2 separate regions of the Homo sapiens genome follow, and region 2 is linked to region 1. Evidence: chromatin contacts called from ENCODE Hi-C data. All regions are on one chromosome and are shown on one strand. Each heading gives the region's core, a stretch centred on a gene start or an enhancer-like site at or near the end of the contact. The rest is flanking DNA. Distances are from core to core; before and after follow the strand shown. Region 1 overlaps LOC107984449. Region 2 overlaps LOC105370062 (a long non-coding RNA gene).

Evidence for each region. Hi-C counts contacts between places; a loop is a spot of excess contacts on that map. Pooled maps may share reads with other maps.
Region 2: a map of mammary epithelial cell shows a loop between it and region 1 (9-fold over the local background). The contact joins two enhancer-like sites. A Hi-C loop is called at or near these places in 4 of 168 maps with a recorded cell type or tissue (MCF 10A, PC-3, PC-9 and 1 more), 9 of 37 single-sample maps with no recorded cell type and 15 of 50 pooled maps.

The regions. Positions count from the first base shown.
Region 1 is chr12:127,123,307-127,129,339 of GRCh38, reverse strand. All of the region lies in intron 2 of LOC107984449, which reads right to left. Among named protein-coding and RNA genes, the nearest start is that of LINC02405, 66 kb to the right of the region's middle. RefSeq lists enhancers at 3,400-3,469, 2,335-3,534. Within about 2 kb of position 3,224, at least 5 of the 41 ENCODE cell types and tissues checked have a DNase peak (open chromatin) inside an H3K27ac peak, as active enhancers do; they include PC-3, PC-9 and mammary epithelial cell, where a contact is called at or near this core.
Region 2 is chr12:127,162,405-127,168,595 of GRCh38, reverse strand. LOC105370062 (a long non-coding RNA gene) reads left to right here. Exons shown (of 4, transcript XR_945515.4): 2 at 5,235-5,878. Among named protein-coding and RNA genes, the nearest start is that of LINC02405, 110 kb to the right of the region's middle. Within about 2 kb of position 2,440, at least 26 of the 41 ENCODE cell types and tissues checked have a DNase peak (open chromatin) inside an H3K27ac peak, as active enhancers do; they include PC-3, PC-9 and mammary epithelial cell, where a contact is called at or near this core.

The DNA of each region.
Region 1 (6,033 bases), core at 1,975-4,474:
CTTCCCACCTTTGTTTCAGAAGCACAAATATTCTTTATTGTACTGTGTCGGGGTGCTGCAGTGGCTGTTGATGCTAACTTTTGCTTACTTGCAAATAAGTTTGTGTATGTTTTGTGCACACCAGGCATTTGAAGATTCAACCCTGTCACTAAAAGACAGCTTTTATTTTAACCCTGTTGTGAGCCTTTCAGGCCTTAGGTGCACAGAGGGTTTACCTGGAGGAAGTCATGGGGAAGGAGCTGGCCCCAGCTCTGAGGGCTCCTGTTTTTGTAGGTTCCTCACCAGCCTCCAGGGTTACAGCCTGAAGCCTGCCTGGCATCCTAGAGAGGCATAAACGCCTATAATGCCTCTCTAGTGGGCTCCTCTTAGACTCGGGGAAGATCTCGTTTCATGATGCTTGAGGAATCTCAGTTTTCCCTTGCTCTGTAATGAAGGCTTGGAAATGTTTCCTATTACATCACAAATCCCCGCTCTTCCTTAGTGAGCCTTTGATTCCTGAAGTAGCTCTTATGTGCCTGAAACCATGGAATGTCTTCTCATGCGACAATTAGAGAGAAAGGCTAGCATTTGTTTACTCTTTGTGCATGTAATTGTATTGCCAACCTTTCCTTAGAGTTGTATCTTGTTAATATTTTGTCAGTTGAATTTTGGCATCGTTCTCAGGTTTTGGCAGAATTGGAATAGTCATTAGCTAGCTGTCCCCATTCAAATAAGACTGCAGAAAAAGGAAGGAACAAATGTGAGTAAATCAAAGAGCTTTTCCTTTTCCCTGATTTTGTTGATTGCAATTCCCATATCTTGGTTCAGCTATCTCATTAGTGGATTCTGATGAAATTATTGAAGAAATTGAAGAGCTTTTGATACTCCTATACAGACCAATGAAAACAAGTCATTTGTAAGTAGTTTCTCAACACAGATTGCTGGATCCTTTAAAATCTGTGTTTCTCTTGCTCAGAGAGGAAACTGAGATCATCCCTCTCATTGTCATCAAGATAGAGCAGGCAGAGGGTGCCACCGACTCATCTGGGTGCCTTGACTGAAGTCCCAGAGGCCCCTCAGCCTCAGCGCACGTGCAGACCTGCAAGATTTCTCAGGGGGTTATTTCCTGATAGAACATCTTTCTCTTTCCAAGGCATTTCTTTGACTTATTCATAAATTTAACAGGTATCTACTGACTTCTGTCTGTGGCTTGGCCTTGTGCCCATCCCAGGGGTTAGAGTCAAAAGTCAGCCTCTATGCAGCCCTCATGGAAGTCAAAGTCCAGTGTAGGAGCTGGACGAGTCAAGGGTGGTGGCCTCTACTCCTTTTTTTGTATGGGGATGTTTTGCAAAAACAGCTGCTTTCAACATGTGCCCTGCCCAGAGAGCACCTGCACCATCTCATGCCAGTCCTAGGCAGGTAGCCTCTTTCTTGCATCTTCTATCTTCTCCCTCTACAACTCATCACCAACCTGGATGGAAGGGAGGGGAGACAAAGCAGGAGAAAAGAAGCCCCCTCTCTTCTCCCACAGCGTGTCCAGAGGGATAAGAGAGAGTCTGGGTATGCAGGTTGCTAACCCAGGATGGCTTATTTAAACAGTAAGCAAGAACATACACAAAAACAAACAAAATGAAAACTTTCATTGGACTTCTGTTGAAAATCCAGGAGACTATTATGTCTCAGAAGCCCACATTTCTATGGGGTGACCACTGGCTGGAGCTGTCGCCCCCTTAGACAGATCAGTTCCTCCTCCTGTCACTGCAGCCCACTCTGCTGCTCTGGGTTCTGTCATGAGCTGGATTGTGTGTGCTCATAATACGTATGTTCAACTTCTCACCTTCAGGACCTCAGAATATAACTGTATTTGAAGAGAGGGTCTTTAGAGAAGTGGTAATTTAATAAAAATGAGGTTGTTATGGCAGGTCCTAATCCAATCTGACTGGTGCCTTTATAAGAAATGGAGATTAGGCCAGACACGGTGGCTCACACCTGTAACCCTAGCAGTTTGGGAGGCTGAGGCCAGCGGATCACCTGAGGTCAGGAGTTTGAGACCAGCCTGGCCAATGTGGTGAAACCCCTATCTCTACTAAAAAAAAAAAAAAAAAGTAGCTGGATGTGATGACAGGTGCCTGTGAACTCTGGAAGCTGAGGCAGGAGAATCACTTGAACCTGGGAGGCGGAGATTGTAGTGAGCCAAGATTGCACCACTGCACATCAGACCGAGCAACAGAGTGAGACTCCATCACAAAAAACAAAAAAAGAAAAGAAAAGAAAAAGAAAAAAGAAAAAAAAAGGAGATTAGGATACAGACACTGAGTAGACTATGTGGGGACACAGGGAGAAGACGGCCACCTACAAGCCAAGGAGAGAGGCCTCAGAAGAAAGTCACCCTACAGACACCTTGATCTCAGACTTCCAGCCTCCAGAACTGTGAGGAAATGCATTTATGCTGTTTAAGCCACCCAGTCTGTGGAGCTTTGTTATGTCAGTTTGAGCAAATTAATATAAATTTCCATTGCTATGCCTCTTCCTTTTGACCCATGTATCTGATCTTCCTGGAGATTGTAGGCCATTTGGATGTGTGATTTTGATTTGAACTCATTTTTCATAGGTTTAATATACAAAGTTTTGCAATATGCAAGTGTAGTAGGGCTCCTAAAAATGTCCATAGGCTAGTCCCTGGAGCTGTTGAACATGTTATTTTGTAAAAGGGACTTTGCAGATGTGATTCAGTGCCTTGAATTGGGAGATCACCCAGGATTATCTGTGTGAGTCCTGTGTAATCATGTTTTCTAATAAGGAGAAGGACTGAGGGTCAGAGTCAGAGGAGAGGTGACCACAATAGCAGAGGTTAGAGTGTCAGGAGTGCTGGCAGAGGGACCTAAGGAAAGGACTGCAGGTGGCCTCTGGAAACTGGAAAACACAGCCAGGAGTACGCTCTCCCCTGGAGCCTCCGACAGGAACACAGAGCCAGGAGTAGATGCTCCCCTGGAGCCTCCAACAGGAACACAGCCCTGCTGATAGCTTGATTTCAGCCACACAGACTAATTTCTAGACTCTGACCTCTAAAAGTATAAGACAGCAAACTGATATTGTTTTAAGCCACCTTGCTTATTCATTTGTGAATATGGGCATCACTGACTCATCCCACTGGGATGTACACTGCCCAAGGCAGGAATCTTGCCTATCTTGTTTCATGCTGTGTCTGTGGCACCTAGAACAGTGCCTAGCACACACAATTACAAAAACAAAACAAAACAAAAACACAAAGTGCTCAGTAAAGTCCTGCTAAGCAAATGACTCATCCACATTTCCCAGCCATGGAGGAGTAGAGATGACACGCCCATCAGGCCATTCCACTCACTGGGAAACCCCCATGACTTGCACCTTTGCCTGAGGTTGGATGCAGAACCCTGTGGGCAGGAAGATAGACCGATGCTGTTGAGTGAATGATGATTAACTGAGTTCCATGTTTATGCATTTACAACACAGCAGGCTCTAAGTTAAGCATCTCTCATTTACTTCTCAGGACAGTCCTACAATACAGGTACTTTGATCATCCCCAGAGTGCCTAGGAGACAGGCTCACCAGTGAGGAGTGATGCAGCCCAGGACTCACAGTGGTGAGTAATATTCAAAATGCAAGCTGTTGCCTGCATATGGTCTGTGTGTGTCTCCATGACCGTGTTGTATATGGCAGCTGCTGTGGGGTAGAAACCCCCTAGTGGTTTTGGTGTCCTGAGAGCTGAGTTTAATATTCTACATCACTGCTGTGATACAGAGTCTGATTCCATTTTTAATGGTTGGCCCCTGACCCCTTTCAAGCCCCCACCCTCACCTGTCCTGGTAAGAAAGTCCAGCATCGCCTCCCTCAGCACTGTAGGGAGTTGAGCCATGCAAGCCAGGACTTGTGCACTGGAGCCCACCCCAGCCTGCCTCCCATTAGCAATCAGAGGCAAGGCTGCCCTCCCTCTATCCCCCACCCTCTATCCCCCACCCTCTATCCCCCTCCCTCTATCCCCTCCCTCTATCCCCTCCCTCTATCCCCCACCCTCTATCCCCCTCCCTCTATCCCCCACCCTCTATCCCCCACCCTCTATCCCCCACCCTCTATCCCCCCTCCCTCTATCCCCCACCCTCTGTCCCCCCCTCTATCCCCCACCCTCTATCCCCCACGCTCTATCCCCCTACCTCTATCACCCACCCTCTATCCCCCTCCCTCTATCCCCTCCCTCTATCCCCCTCCCTTTATCCCCCACCCTCTATCCCCCCTCCATCCCCCACCCTCTATCCCCCTCCCTCTATCCCCTACCCTCTATCCCCAACGCTCTATCCCCCTACCTCTATCCCCCTCCCTCTATCCCCCACCCTCTATCCCCCACCCTCTATCCCCACCCTCTATCCCCTCCATCCCCCACCCTCTATCCCCCTCCCTCTATCCCCCACCCTCTATCCCCCCTCCCTCTGTCCCCCCCTCTATCCCCTCCCTCTATCCCCCACCTTCTATCCCCCACCCTCTATCCCCCACCCTCTATCCCCCCACCCTCTATCTGCCACCCTCTATCCCCCTCCCTCTATCCTCCACCCTCTATCCTCCATGCTCTATCCCCCACCCTCTATCCCCCTCCCTCTATCCCCCACCCTCTATCCCCCTCCCTCTATCCCCCACCCTCTATCCCCCACCCTCTATCCCCCTCCCTCTATCCCCCACCCTCTATCCCCCTCCCTCTATCCCCCCACCCTCTATCCCCTCCCTCTATCCCCCACCCTCTATCCCCCTCCCTCTATCCCCCACCCTCTATCCCCCACCCTCTATCCCCCTTCCCTCTATCCCCCACCCTCTGTCCCCCCCTCTATCCCCCACCCTCTATCCCCCACACTCTATCCCCCTACCTCTATCCCCCACCCTCTATCCCCCTCCCTCTATCCCCTCCCTCTATCCCCCTCCCTCTATCCCCCACCCTCTATCCCCCTCCCTCTATCCCCTCCCTCTATCCCCCACCCTTTATCCCCTCCCTCTATCCCCCTCCATCCCCCACCCTCTATCCCCCTCCCTCTATCCCCCACCCTCTATCCCCCACCCTCTATCCCCCACCCTCTGTCCCCCCCTCTATCCCCCACCCTCTATCCCCCATGCTCTATCCCCCTACCTCTATCCCCCACCCTCTATCCCCCTCCCTCTATCCCCTCCCTCTATCCCCCACCCTTTATCCCCTCCCTCTATCCCCCTCCATCCCCCACCCTCTATCCCCCACCCTCTATCCCCCCTCCATCCCCCACCCTCTATCCCCCTCCCTCTATCCCCCTCCCTCTATCCCCTACCCTCTATCCCCAACGCTCTATCCCCCTACCTCTATCCCCCTCCCTCTATCCCCCACCCTCTATCCCCCTCCCTCTGTCCCCCCCTCTATCCCCTCCCTCTATCCCCCACCCTCTATCCCCCATGCTCTATCCCACACCCTCTATCCCCCCACCCTCTATCTGCCACCCTCTATCCCCCTCCCTCTATCCTCCACCCTCTATCCTCCATGCTCTATCCCCCACCCTCTATCCCCCTCCCTCTATCCCCCACCCTCTATCCCCCTCCCTCTATCCCCCACCCTCTATCCCCCTCCCTCTATCCCCCCACCCTCTATCCCCCTCCCTCTATCCCCCACCCTCTATCCTCCTCCCTCTATCCCCCTCCCTCTATCCCCCACCCTTTATCCCCCATGCTCTATCCCCCTACCTCTATCCCCCACCATCTATCCCCCTCCCTCTATCCCCCACCCTCTATCCCCCTCCACCCCCCACCCTCTATTCCCCTCCCTCTATCCCCCACCCTCTATCCCCCACCCTCTGCTCCACTCAAGCCATGGGCTCCATTGGTACTAGGAACAATCCTGCTGTCCCCAAAAGTCCCAGTTGTGACTAATAAACTGTTACATACATTTTATGTGCATTTTTGGATCAACAATCTCAACACTGGTCTCAGCATCCTAACCAATGTGTGGAGGGACTGGGGACAGGTAGGTCTTCCCTCCACCAGAAAACCACAAGTCAACTACTTAATATC
Region 2 (6,191 bases), core at 1,191-3,690, 40 kb before region 1:
CACAGAACACAGTGGCAATGAGAGTGCTATCTTGCAAACATAGCTAAGATTGGAATTTTGGCTTTCCCTGTGGAAGAACTCTGTGTGTGACTATGTTTTTATATTTGAAAACGAGGAAAGAAATCTCTTTCATCTGATGATGAATTTTGTTTCTTACATGGGCCTTCAGCAAAGTTCAAAAACTGTGAGATGTCCTTCATGGAGCAACTGCTGGAATGCGCTTCATAGCAGCTGTTAAGATAAATAATTCACTGTTAATAGGTTCCAGGGGCATTCCTGAAACTGCCCACCAAGTTGGGTAATGGCATAATGGCGCAAAGCAAAGAGAAAATATGATTATTTATTCCCATTCACCCTTGCTGGTTATAATAAAAAAGAGACTCAGGCTCTATTTCCTAATCTTGTGTGTGTGTATGTGTGTGTGTGTGTGTGTGTGTGTGTGTTTAGATGGAGTCTCACTCTGTCACTCTGGCTAAAGTTCAGTGGCATGATCTCGGCTCAGTGCAACCTCTGCCTCCCGGGGTCAAGTGATGCTCATGCCTCAGCCTCCCGAGTAGCTGGGATTACAGGCGCCTGCCACCACACCCAGCTAATTTTTTATTTTTAGTAGAGACAGGTTTTCACCATGTTGGCCAGGCTGGTCTTGAACTCCTGACCTCACGTGATCTGCCACCTAACCTGGCTCTATTTCCTAATCTATAAGTCAATCATGACTGATGTACAGAGGAACAATATATCTTTGCAGCCTTAATTCTTTGGTAGAAGATAGTACCATTTTGGTTTTACAAGAAATCTATCCTTCTGTACTCAAGGTTCATTTCATTTTTAAAAATTGGCATCTCTACTGTCTAAATCACCCAATCTGAGGCTCAGTCATGCCATTTAAGATCCACAGCCGATTATGGAGTGGGGCAGAGAGAAAGTAGGAAGAAAACACATTAGATGCAGGTTTCTAACTGACCCACAGCCACAGATAAATGTATTTGTTAATATTTTGAAAGAGTTATACTTGCATGCACCTATCAGAAATAAGAATCTTTTTAATGGAAGCATTTAAAGTATAATACATTGTACATTTTTTTTTCCATTTGTCAATAAATTAAGATGGCTGAGCATGTGGGCTTGGACTGGGTCTCTCCCAGCCTCTGAGAGATGATGCCAAACCCCATCTCTGGATGTCTCTCCCCTTCCTTCTTCCACCCTATCCCACATTGGGCTGCATAATTCAACAGGGGCCTCCACTGACATTATCTCACAACAGAGTTATTGCAAGACCACTCATTTATTATAGGGCAACTCTTTGCTGCCTGTCACTTCCCTTAGGTTTCAACGTCAGTCAATGCAGGCACCATACCTGCTTTCCTGAGTGCCTCCTGCTATGTAGCAAGGGTCTAACCCTCACCATATATTTGAAAGTAAATTTGTGAGGTCAAACATAATTACATTTGCCTGGCATGGTGGCTCACACCTGTAATCCCAGCCCTTTGGGAGGCCGAGCCAGGCGGATCACTTGAGGTCAGGAGTTCAAGACCAGCCTGGCCAACGTGGTGAAACCCCATCTCTACTAAAAATACAAAAAATTAGTCAGGCATGGTGGCGGGTGCCTGTAATCCCAGCTACTTGGGAGGCTGAGGCAGGAGAATCGCTTGAATCCAGGAGGCTGAGGTTGCAGTGAGCTGAGACTGTGCCACTGCACTCCTGCCTAGATAACAGAGTGAGATCCTGTCTCAAACCAAACAAACAACAAACAAAATTCTCCAGGTGTGGTGGTGGGTGCCTGTAGTCCCAGCTCTTCAGGAGGCTGAGGTGAGTGGATTGCTTGAGCCGGGAGAAGGAGTTTACAGTGAGCCTAGATCACACCGCTGCACTCCAGCCTGGGTGACAGAGGGAGACTCCGTCTCAAAAAACAAAACCAAACAAAAAAAGATAATTGGAAGCTTTGACATGGTTGTATCTTAGAATATGTGCAAATAAAAATGCAAATAAAAAATGTGTACCAACTCACTGAGGCATTTTGTTGAGGTGATGTATCATTTTCCTCATTGCCAGCAGGTGACACAAGAAGAGTTTAAAACAACAGCGGCTTTTAATTGCTTACAGAGCTTTCTCAATTAAAAGTCTAGTGTTGTGACTGCTTAAAAAATCAGATCCCATTGGCTGAGGAGCCAATGGGGCGAAGCTACCATCTGTGGGATTATGACTGAACGCCTCTTAAGTCAGAATCCCGCCCAGGCGGAACGATACGGCAGCCCCGCGGCGCCTCGGTTGGCCTCGGTCGGCCTCGGATGGCCTCGGTCGGCCTCGGTCGGCCTCGGTCGGCCTCGGTCGGCCTCGGATGGCCTCGGTCGGCCTCGGTCGGCCTCGGTCGGCCTCGGATGGCCTCGGTTGGCCTCGGTCGGCTCGGTTGGCCTCGGATGGCCTCGGATACCTCGGATAGCCGGTCCCCGCCGGCGGGCCGCCCCGCCCCGCGCTGGGACCAGGGTCCGGTGCGGAGTGCCCTTTGTCCTGGGAAACGGGGCGCGGCCGGAAAGGCGGCCGCCCTCTCGCCCGTCACGCAACGCACGTTCGTGGGGAACCTGGCGCTAAACCATTCGTAGACGACTTGCTTCTGGGTCGGGGTTTCGTACGTAGCAGAGCAGCTCCCTCGCTGCGATCTATTGAAAGTCAGATCTCCACACAAGGGTTTGTAAAAAAATAATAATAATAATAAAAATAAAAAATAAAAAATAAAAAAACCATCAGATCCCCATGGCTGACAGATGCTTTAAAGGTAGTGACCCCATCCCTCCAGGCTCAGCTGCTTCCTCCACTTTCTCCTCCTCCAGGAAGCCTTCCCTGACCACAGCAGACCATGATGGTCTTTCCCTTCTCTCACTTCCACGCTCTGACCCCACAGTTGGGGTAAGCACCAGTTTATCCCAAAGCTAAGGAGCTCCGGGGCCTCTACGGAAAATAGAAAAGTTTCTTAACGTTACCCTAATAAGTTGTAACAAATGTAGTGGCTAAAAACAATATAAATTTATTATATGACAGTTCTTTTTTTTTTTTCTTGATATAGAGTCTCACTCTGTTACCCAAACTGGAGTGCAATGGCACGATCTCGGTTCACTGAAACCTCCGCCTCCCAGATTCAAGCAATTCTCCCACCTCAGCCTCCCGAGTAGCTGGGATTACAGACACCTGCCATCATACCTGGCTAATTTTTGTATTTTTGTAGAGACGGGGTTTCACCATGTTGGCCAGGCTGGTCTTGAACTCCTGACCTCAAGTGATCTGTCCGCCTTGGCCTCTCAAAGTGCTGGGATTACAGGTGTGAGCCATCGCGCCTGGCCAATATTACAGTTCTGAAAGTCAAAATGGTAACATGGTAATCTAGTAAGCTCAAAACGTTACTCGTGTTGGCTATGTTTTGTGTGTTACAAAGCATTGCCAGTATCTTTTTTTTTTAATCCTCAGATGGTCACTTCTTTATCCAGAGGGATGGCCTGTATAAAGGGATGGTCAGATCCCTGTATCTTTTTTGACTAAATTGCATTAATAGTTGACAATGTCCTTGCTTTCAATCATAACAAGATATACAGGTTCATTTTGTACCTTTTCAGACCAATATTTGGAATCAGCCATTTCCTTTTGGGGCTCTGGTTCTCTTTACTGGTCAATAGCATTTAGAGATCACAGTCTGGGTCCTGGGAGTAGCCATCTCTTCCTTAGTGCACCAATGTCTTGATTACTATCAATTAATAGTAAGTCTTAAAATTGGGTATGGCTTCTTCCAACTACTTTTTTGATTTTCGACATTGTTTTGGTCTTCTAATTCATTTTGTTTTCCATATATATTATAGAATTAGCATATCTATAACTATAAAAATCCTGGTGGGATTTTAAGTAGTATTGCATTAAATTTAAAGATCCATTTGGGGAAAAGTAACATCTTTACTATGTTGACATGAATTAGTTCTCATTTTATGTAGGTAGTCACTGATTCTGTTATCAGCATTTGTAATTTCCAACATACCAACCTTTACATGTCTTGTTAAATCTATATCAATGTATTTCACTTTAGGGGAGCTATTCTACATAGCAGTGGGGTGTGTGTGTGTTTTAATTTGAGTTTCTAATTATACACTGGTAAGATATAGAAATTTGGTAGATTTGGGGGTTAACCTTGTATTCTGAGACCTTGCTAAATTCACGCATTAATTCTAGAAGGTTTTTGGAGATTACTTAGGATTTTCAGGCTTCTCATTAACCTCAGGAGGCTGCTCCACAATGACATTGCTTGTCCTGACCTCTGAGCCAGACTTACTAGGCATTGCCTTTCCGGAAGATTGTTGGCTGTCATGGCAAAGAGAGACAAACGAGTAAGATGAAGCATGCAGGCCTCTAATATCTTACACCTGGAAGTGACCCACATGATTTCTGCTCACATTTAATTGGCCAAAACAAGACACATGACCACTTCTCAGTCAATAATTTTGTGAAGTGCTCTCTTACGTGTATGCCTGGAGAGAGACAGAAAACAACATATTTTCCAAGCACCCTAGTATGGTACAACAGAAGATGTTCAAATCTGTTAGGATTCCTTTCTGTAACATGGGCCAATCCTGGGAAATTAAAGGCCTTCGTGCTCTGGTTTTCTGTGAGGTGCAGAGAATATCTTAATATTGCATCTTTAATTGACTGAAATGGTAGAAGTGTGTGTTTTAAGGTAGTGGTTGTCAAACTTGCAGAGCTTTGTAAAAAAAAAAAATGAACTCCCCAGGTGACTACTGCTAGATCTTCAGACCTCTAAATCTGGGATAGGACTCAGGAATCTTTGTTTTAGAAAGCTCCTTAAGTGTTTTCATTATTAGAGCTGGGAACCACTCCATGAGGGATAGAAAGAGACCTGGGCCCCAGGTGGTAATGAAGTGAGCTGACCTGCTTGCCAGACCCCAGTGACTTCCTCTTCAGGAGAAGCCCTGTCTCTTCCTGTAGGTGACTCTCAGGCTGTCTCAGGGTCTCTCCCTGTTCCCCTCACTAACAGCAGCATTGGGGTAAACAGAAGAGGTGGATGTTTGCAGGATTCCAATGCCAGGAAACATTTTCTGCCGGATGTCTGTATCTCAATATTTCCCTCAGACACAAGCACATTGAAGTAAAGGGCATACAAAACCTCTTCAAAATTATGGTATGTTAAGGCAGAAAGAGACTAAAAGGTAGATTCATAACTATCTGCCTTCCTTTTTTTGCAGCTACCTTGATGCTGAACATCCCCTGAAGCAACAGGACTGCATGAGCTTGGTGTGGCTGAGCCCATGTCCTAATGAACATCCAGAAAAGAAAGACACTCAGAAAGCCAGGAAAATGGAAGAATTTTTTTTTTCAGCCAGCCAGGCACCTGACAGTAATCAAAATCTGTAAAGAACAGGATGTGGAGCCTCCTCTGCTTGTTCAGCACGAACATTTTGTGGTGGGTGCTGCAAAGATGACTCAGACACAGTCTCCACCCCAGGTCACTCATAGTCTAGTGCAGTACACCAAAGCTGTGAAAGCTAAAGGGCAGACCATTGGCCCATCCAGGGAGAGTGGTAGAAGAGGGAGCATTTATTTGAATAGCTGTGATGCTACCAGTCTGAAAAAAGGGGAAGGTATCTTGAGAATAAGAAGCAAGTTTTCAAAACACAGAGGCAGAATGGATAGAATGGGGTGAACACAGTAAGGTGCAGAGTGTGTGATGAGCGTACTTGTCAGGTCTCAGATGAAAGTGACCAAGACCTAGCTCCACTGTGATGAAGCCTGTAAAGAAAGACATACATGAACACACAAATAAGGCAATGCATTTTCTTACGCAGCTGAAAGGTACAAGAGAGGACCAGGTTATCAAAAATGTCTTCAGGTAATGGAATTTTCATATTTGGTTCTATTTTATTCTGTAATTTTCAGGTAGATGCTTCCCAAATAACACAAGATAAACACCGGCAGCTCCAAGCTATTCATCTATCAGCAGAGAAAACTGATGGAAGGAAGGACAACTTCCCTCAGTATTCTCAGCAAAGCCCCAGGAACAGATCTCATTGGCCATCAGGCCTGCCCTTTAAATACTCTCTAAGAGGTGTGACGCCCTGATTGGTCAGGCCTGGGTTAGGTGACTTCCCTGCATCCTGAGGTTGAAGTCAGCCCCATATGAAGGAGATGCATGGAGCTGCAGG